2 separate regions of the Homo sapiens genome follow, and region 1 is linked to region 2. A link is a contact called in ENCODE Hi-C data. All regions are on one chromosome and are shown on one strand. The core of a region is the stretch at or near the end of the contact, and the rest is flanking DNA. Distances in the headings are between cores, read along the strand shown.

What was found. Hi-C counts contacts between places; a loop is a spot of excess contacts on that map. Pooled maps may share reads with other maps.
Region 1: a loop to region 2 is called in a pooled map, with 9 times the contacts of the local background. The contact joins the promoter of SORBS1 here to the promoter of NOC3L in region 2. A Hi-C loop is called at or near these places in 5 of 50 pooled maps.

Annotation. Positions count from the first base shown.
Region 1 is chr10:95,560,010-95,563,437 of GRCh38, forward strand. It overlaps SORBS1 (sorbin and SH3 domain containing 1), which reads right to left and starts at 1,362. Exons shown (of 33, transcript NM_001034954.3): 1 at 1,311-1,362. RefSeq lists an enhancer at 945-1,707 and silencers at 1,192-1,301, 1,342-1,711.
Region 2 is chr10:94,361,002-94,364,307 of GRCh38, forward strand. It overlaps NOC3L (NOC3 like DNA replication regulator), which reads right to left and starts at 1,938. Exons shown (of 21, transcript NM_022451.11): 1 at 1,829-1,938; 2 at 664-871. The coding sequence starts at 1,837. RefSeq lists an enhancer at 1,612-1,871 and a silencer at 2,012-2,141.

The sequences.
Region 1 (3,428 bases), core at 112-2,611, 1.2 Mb after region 2:
ACACAAGGAGAGTGAAGACAGCCAATCCATCCCCCGCCTCCACTTAAGAGGAAAAAAGGGCGCGGGGGGCTGGGCGGGGGGGGGGGTGTTGAGGGGAGAGATGGAGTCAGAGGCCTGACACGCCAGATAGGTTCCATGATGTCTCTAGATGAACCTCCCTCCTATTGACGATGAAACCAATTCCAGCAATTTCAGCAGGTCGGCCCTGTGACAACAGGGGCATCCCAACGCTCAGTGTTTAAAACAAAAATCCAAAGGCTCGCCCAGAACATGCTGGGAAAAACCGAGGACTGAACAAAACGAGCCATGCTCAGTGGGATCCCTTCTGCTTTTACGTAGCAATGTAATAGCGTAATAAATTCTTGTCTGCCTGGAGAAAGCATGCACTGGTGAATTTCAAAGCCATCTTACGACAGCGGATGCATGGGGATGCAGAATTCGACAGCACATTCCCCCATGAAGGAAACATAATGACTTCAAGCCTCTTTCCCCTCTATCTTGAATGGCGCTACCACGTATCAAGGAAGCCACATCGGAAAGCAGCGAGGTGGTAGCAGGGGATGCCCGGGGAATTCGGAGAAAGGAGTTGCTTGCTGTCCATGTCGGTGATGAGCTGCCTAGCAAGATGCTGTCAGCCACTCGGGGAGAAGAAGGGGCACGGGCGGCACGGGCAGGCGCCGTGTCCCCGGCGCATACTAGTCCCCGTTCATTCAGGCGGGTCCGGCCAACCGCGTCGTCCTTGCGCCCCTCCCGCCGCCCTCTCCAGGGGATGCTGATGAATGAACACACCTGAGATGCCTCCATCCCGCCGCTCGCTCCCTCCGCCTTCCTCTGGCTGCTGCAGAGGTGCCCCTCCTCGGTAGTTTCACTTTACAGCACAAACCCATTCGGGCTTTGATGTCTCCTCCACCCACCCAAATTGCAGCCACCCTGAGACGGGCGGACATTCTCTCCTAGCAGAGGCCATGATCGTACTACCCCACACCCACCAAAAAAGGAAATTTAAAAACCCCCAACCCTGGAAGCCCCCAGATCCTCCGCACCCTGGGGAACTTTCCTTGAAAGACTGGGGATTCGCCGAGCAGGCAGGATGGACGGTTCGGCCGCGAGGGACCACCGCTTTCCCTGTGCCCATGGGGGGATGCTCTGGGGGAGGGGGTCCCCCAAGTCCCTCCAACAGCTGGCCCTTTAAATGCGCCTCCTCCGAGCGCGGAACAAAGGCGCCGCCCGCGGGGGCCGAGCCGCGCACACCCCCGGCGCTGCCGCCGCCGAGCGGGCAAGCGCGGCCGGGCGGGCGAGCGCGGGCTTACCTTGCTGGTCGCCGGGCGGGCGGGCTGCGCGCGTCCGCCCCACTCGCACTACACGCTGCAGCTGGCCCCGCTCTGTTTTTCTGGGACTCAGCGCTGACTTCACCGACACTCCGCGGACAACCAATGGGCTGCGGTGCCCGCCCCCTCATTAGCATGCCTCTGGAACCGTCCACTCTGGCAGCGCCCGGCCAGCGGGCGGTGCCGGGGGCGGGGCCGGGCCCAGCCGTGACAGGAAGGGGCGTGTGCGCGGATGGGAGGCGAAGAAGTGTCCGGCGCCCGGCTCCTGGCATTGTGAGCCCGCCGGCCTCCGCCGGTAACGGGCGCGCGGGCCTAGTAACCCTTTCCGTCCTGGCCGGGCCGGACGCTGGCCTGGCGCGCCTTCTGGTCCTTCGGAAGGGTCGCCCACGGGGAGCTTGGAAGGAACCTTAGACGTAAAATAACAGTGATAAGTTATTTAACTCCTGGGCCTCAGTTTACCCATCTGTAAAATGGCATAATAGTCCGACTTCGTAAAATCTAGTGAAGATTAACATAGTTAACATAGGTGATGCATTTTGATCAGTTCCTGGCCGTCGTGCTACATAAACGTTTGCTGTTGTCATTCGTGTGCTCTGTACCAGCCAGTGTGCTTAATGCTTCCCGGATATTTCCTCATTTGATCCTCTTAGCCTGATAAGAGAGGAACGATTACTAATCCATATTTTTCTAGTGAGAAAACTGAAAATAATTACTATTTTTATGCAGGAAAACTGAGGTGTAGTTTAAGTGGCTTGTCCGAGGTCACACAGCAAGTGGTGCAACCAGGATTTGAACCCAGGCTCTGAGATTTCACTCATGCAACACACATATATTTAGAGGCTCTGTGGCAGTGCTGGACCCCAGTGTTAACTGCAGAGAACAAGACAGGCAAGGCCTTTTCCCTTAGGAAGCTTCCATTTTAGTGGAGACAAGTAAATAAATAAGATCCTCTACAATGTGAAAAGTAGAGTGCATACAATGCAACAAGGTCATTGCAAGTGGGGGGAAGGCACCGTGTTAGATGGGGTTCAGAGCTAACCACTGTGCTATGCCATTCTCCTGACCTCCTCTAGTCCCCCTCAGAGTTACAGAAAAGGAAACAGAGACAGGGATCAGAGTGGGGAATCTGCTGGCCCAAGGTCGCAGAGCCAGCAAGTACTGGTCTGGAACTTGCTCCCTCCATGCCCAGCTTCCCACATCCCTGAAGATAAGACACTCGCCCTTTGGGCTGAGCACAACTGATTTTTGTCAGCTGCCCTTGCAAGCATCTTCAGCCAGAGCACATTCTCAGTGAACAGGCTGTGGGTGGCAGGGTAAAGACTGGCCTTGATAACTGCACAGACTGATCGGAAACTCATCAGCAAAGATTCTTAGATGTCAGGGAACGGTGACAAGTCTTTGGTGACCACCTGGTGTCCTCTGCTGTGTATTAAAAAAAAAAAGAAGAGTCCTAGCCATCTGGAAGCTTACTCTATAAATGAGAAAACACTGGGGAACTACTCAACCTAGGGAGCCCCCAGCCCACGGCCTTCCCCTATCTGCACCTCATCCTGCAGCTTTTCAAAGAACACTTCCCCGGCTCTCCTATTTATTTACTCCACAATCTGTGTAAGACAGCTCTCTCTGGGCTATAAAGTAATAAAACAGCTAGTATTTATTGAGCACGTCTAGGCTGCTATGCACCGTACTATACTTGTGCTAAGAGCTTTACATGCGTTAACTCACATCCACCACACGACCCCAGGTGGGAATAGTGTCGTTATCCTGAGGTTATCCACAGAGGTGTATAACAAAGGGTAGAGAGACTAGTTACTTACCCAGCAAATTCAGGGCAACACCATTTTAGAATAGCCAAAAAAAAAAAAAATCAAAACAATCCAAATATCCAATTTGAGTGCATTGGTTAATAATAGTACAACCATATGACAGAATATCATATATTAATAGCTACAAAAAATGAAGAGGTTTATTGACACATAAAGATGCTCATAATAGGCTGGGAGTGGTGGCTCACGCCTGTAATCCCAGCACTCTAGGAGGCCAAGGTGGGCAGCGGTGGATCACCTGAGCTCAGGAGTTTGAGACCAGCCTGGGAAACAT
Region 2 (3,306 bases), core at 688-3,187:
CCCTGTCTATTTAAAATAATAATAATAATTTTTAAAAAATGGACCTGAGAAGACTGAATAGTTGTCTAATAATCTGATATAGTCAAATAAGAATACCCTAAAAGTACCAGCAAAGTTGTAGAACTAGCCTGACTCAAAATAGTCATATTCCTTACAAGTTTTGAGTACTTAATAATTTTTAGATAGTTTTACAAAATAACCATGACAATTACAACTCAATTTCACCCCAAGTTTCCACATGAAAAGAAAGTCAGAAGTTTAGAAGTGTACCTTGGCAATACTGTGAAGAATGAACCAGAGACAAGCAATGTTCTTACCTTACCTAACTGCTGGTGAATGGCAAAGTGGCAGCACTGGCACACTGCCCAATATTTATGTAACGGAGTACTTTCAGTTTGTTTTCCCAAGTAGTGCATCTTCAGATCTGCCTTCCAGACAAACTAAAAGCAGAAGCTTGAATGAATACTGTATTGAAATGTTTTCTCATACTGACTGTGATAAAGCATATATGCTTTATAGCAGTCCTATAGGACTACTATCCTTACCCACTCTAGGAAGATCTGAGAACAAGAAAAGCGATTACTAGAAAGCAAAGTTATTTCCATGAAGAACACTTCAGAATAAATCAATGGAAACCAGAGCACATGATGTTTTCACAATTACCTGGTCGCTTTTCCTTTGGGTTCTCCAATGGAATGGGTTTCTTAGACACAGCATCTTTCACAGCTTGCCTTAGTTTCCTCTGTTCTTTTCGGTACTTCTTGAGAGTGCTTTGTTGTTTAAACTGCTTATTTTTTAGCTTGTTTTCAAGTTTGACTTTACTAGTTTTTATTAACTTGCGAAAGCTTGGGATCTGTTTTTTATTTCTTCTCTAGAAAATAACAGAAAGAATACTGCATACCCAGAAACTTATTTTTTAAATCAGGTTAAAGAGAACTGATTACAAATTTCATTAGACCAATTCCACAATTTCAATGTCCCACAGCCACAGACTTGCATATAAAAGCTAAAACCAAACGATGGCTTTAATCCTACAGAAGAGCGCTACAGCATCAGTTATTCAATCCCAATTCACAGCAATTCAAAGGGTTCTACGATCCCCAAACAGGTTAAGAACCACTGATCTAGTAGTGGTAAGTGGCTATTCAAGGCTAGTTTAACACACCTGTAGTTTAACACATTCAAAGCAAAATGCTGGCTGTCTTTAATAAAACTTACATTTATCTACGATTTTATTACTTACAAAGTGCTCCAACAAATCACCTCTAACAGCCTAGTTGAGTACTGACTGCTGTTATCCTCACATTACTGATGAAGCTGCCAAAAGACCCATAAACTAAGGAGGGCAAAACTGAATTCGGATCTTTGGATTCCACTTCTCTTGCTGGTGACTCATTCAGAAATCCCAAAGTTAGTCCTGAACCCCAGGACTACCTCTTATTTTCTGGGAGAACCAGGACAAATCACTTGCTTTTCTATCTCTTTACCCTTCATGGGTACCGTGACTCACATTATAAACTCGCTGAGGGTAGGACCCTGCTTCTCATTTGTGAAAAACGAGTTCGAAAGACGGTCTTGAAAAATTCCTTCAAAGTATGAAATCCCACGCATGCAAAACTCCGTGCCTGTCTCTTCGTGATACTCTGAAGTGGTGCGCGCACACAGTGGGTAACCAAGGATGAGCTCGGTGTAAGGAATGGAAAGCCCCCAGTCTAAACCACCGCCCCCTAGACACGGGTGAAAACCTGCCTAAAAGCTAACTCAGGCAGTGACTCTATCACCCGAAGGGGCCCTAGGCCGCGGCGACCGGGCTTTTGAGGACACTTACCGCCTTCATCCTTAGGCCTTAAATGAATGCCGGCCAGACAAGTTCACCAGAAGCAGGGTTACTACAGAAATCCCGGGGAATGACACACGTGCCGAAGTCCCTACACTACCAGAGCCGGAAACGGCCTTCAGTCCCTCCCAATCCTCCGCCGCCGGAAGTGAGGGCGGGACTTCCGTAGACAGGTTCGGGCTCGCGCCCTCTCGCGGTGACTGTCTCGCGGCCCTGGACCGGTTGCCCCCCGGCGTGCGCGCGCGGACTGGCACGAGGGAAGCCCCGAGGGCGTCGGTGCCAAAGGCGGGAAGCCGGGCGGGAGGGGCGCATTTTGCAAGGTTATCTGAGTATGATTCTTTGACTCTCGCCCTATTTATTTCTTTTAAAACCTTGGGGAAATCGGGCTCCTCCTCTCAGAATGAGAGGACTTGGTTTTTTCGGTCACCTCATTGCATTTTGTGCCTCTCCTCACGTTGCTTATCTCATGCTGTTATAGATACTGATTTTCGTAGTCTTTTTCCTCCATACAGTCCTGAGGGCAGAAAGAAGCTTATTTTTTGTGTGTAATGCCTGCCCCTCGACGGACATTCTGGCCGTGTTTGTAGCATGGCGAATGATTTCTCATCAGCCTTGGTCACTTAAAAGTCTGTGATTCTTAGTGTTTTATTTTGCATTTTTTTTTTGCTTTAATTTTTAACCATTAGCTGATAAAGAACTGTATCCATGGCTGGGTGCGGTGGTTCACGCTTGTAATCCCAGCACTTAGGGAGGCAGAGGCGGGTGGATCACCTGAGTTCCAGGAGTTCGAGACCAGCCTGGCCAACATGGTGAAACCCTGTCTCTACTAAAAATACAAAAATCAGCCAGACATGGTGGCGTGCGCCTGTAATCCTAGCTACTCGGGAGGCTGAGGCAGGAGAATCGCTTGAACCCAGGAGGCAGAGGTTGCAGTGAGTCGAGATCACACCACTGCACTCCAGCCTGGGTGACAGAGCAAGACTGTCTAAAAAATAAAAATAAAAATAAAAAACTGTATCTGCATTTCAGTATCTTACAACTTTGGGTAAATTCTGTCTGCTTAGTAATTTCACCAAAGTCGTTTTTTGTTTTTGTTTTTTGAGACGGAGTCTTGCTCTGGCGCCCAGGCTGGAGTGCAGTGGCGCAATCTGGGCTCATTGCAAGCTCTGCCTTCTGGGTTCACGCCATTCTCCTGCCTCAGCCTCCCGAGTAACTGGAACTACAGGCGCCCGCCACCACGCCCAGCTAATTTTTTTTGTATTTTTAGTAGAGACGGGGTTTCACCGTGTTAGCCAGGATGGTCTCGATCTCCTGACCTCGTGATTCGCCCACCTTGGCCTCCCAAAGTGCTGGGATAACAGGCATGAGCCACCGCGCCCCGCCTAAAGTCGTTCATTTTTACAGGAAGTTTTATGGATTGCAAGAATAAGAGTATCAAAGTGCTTGTCTCTCAAAGACTTTTTTTTCTC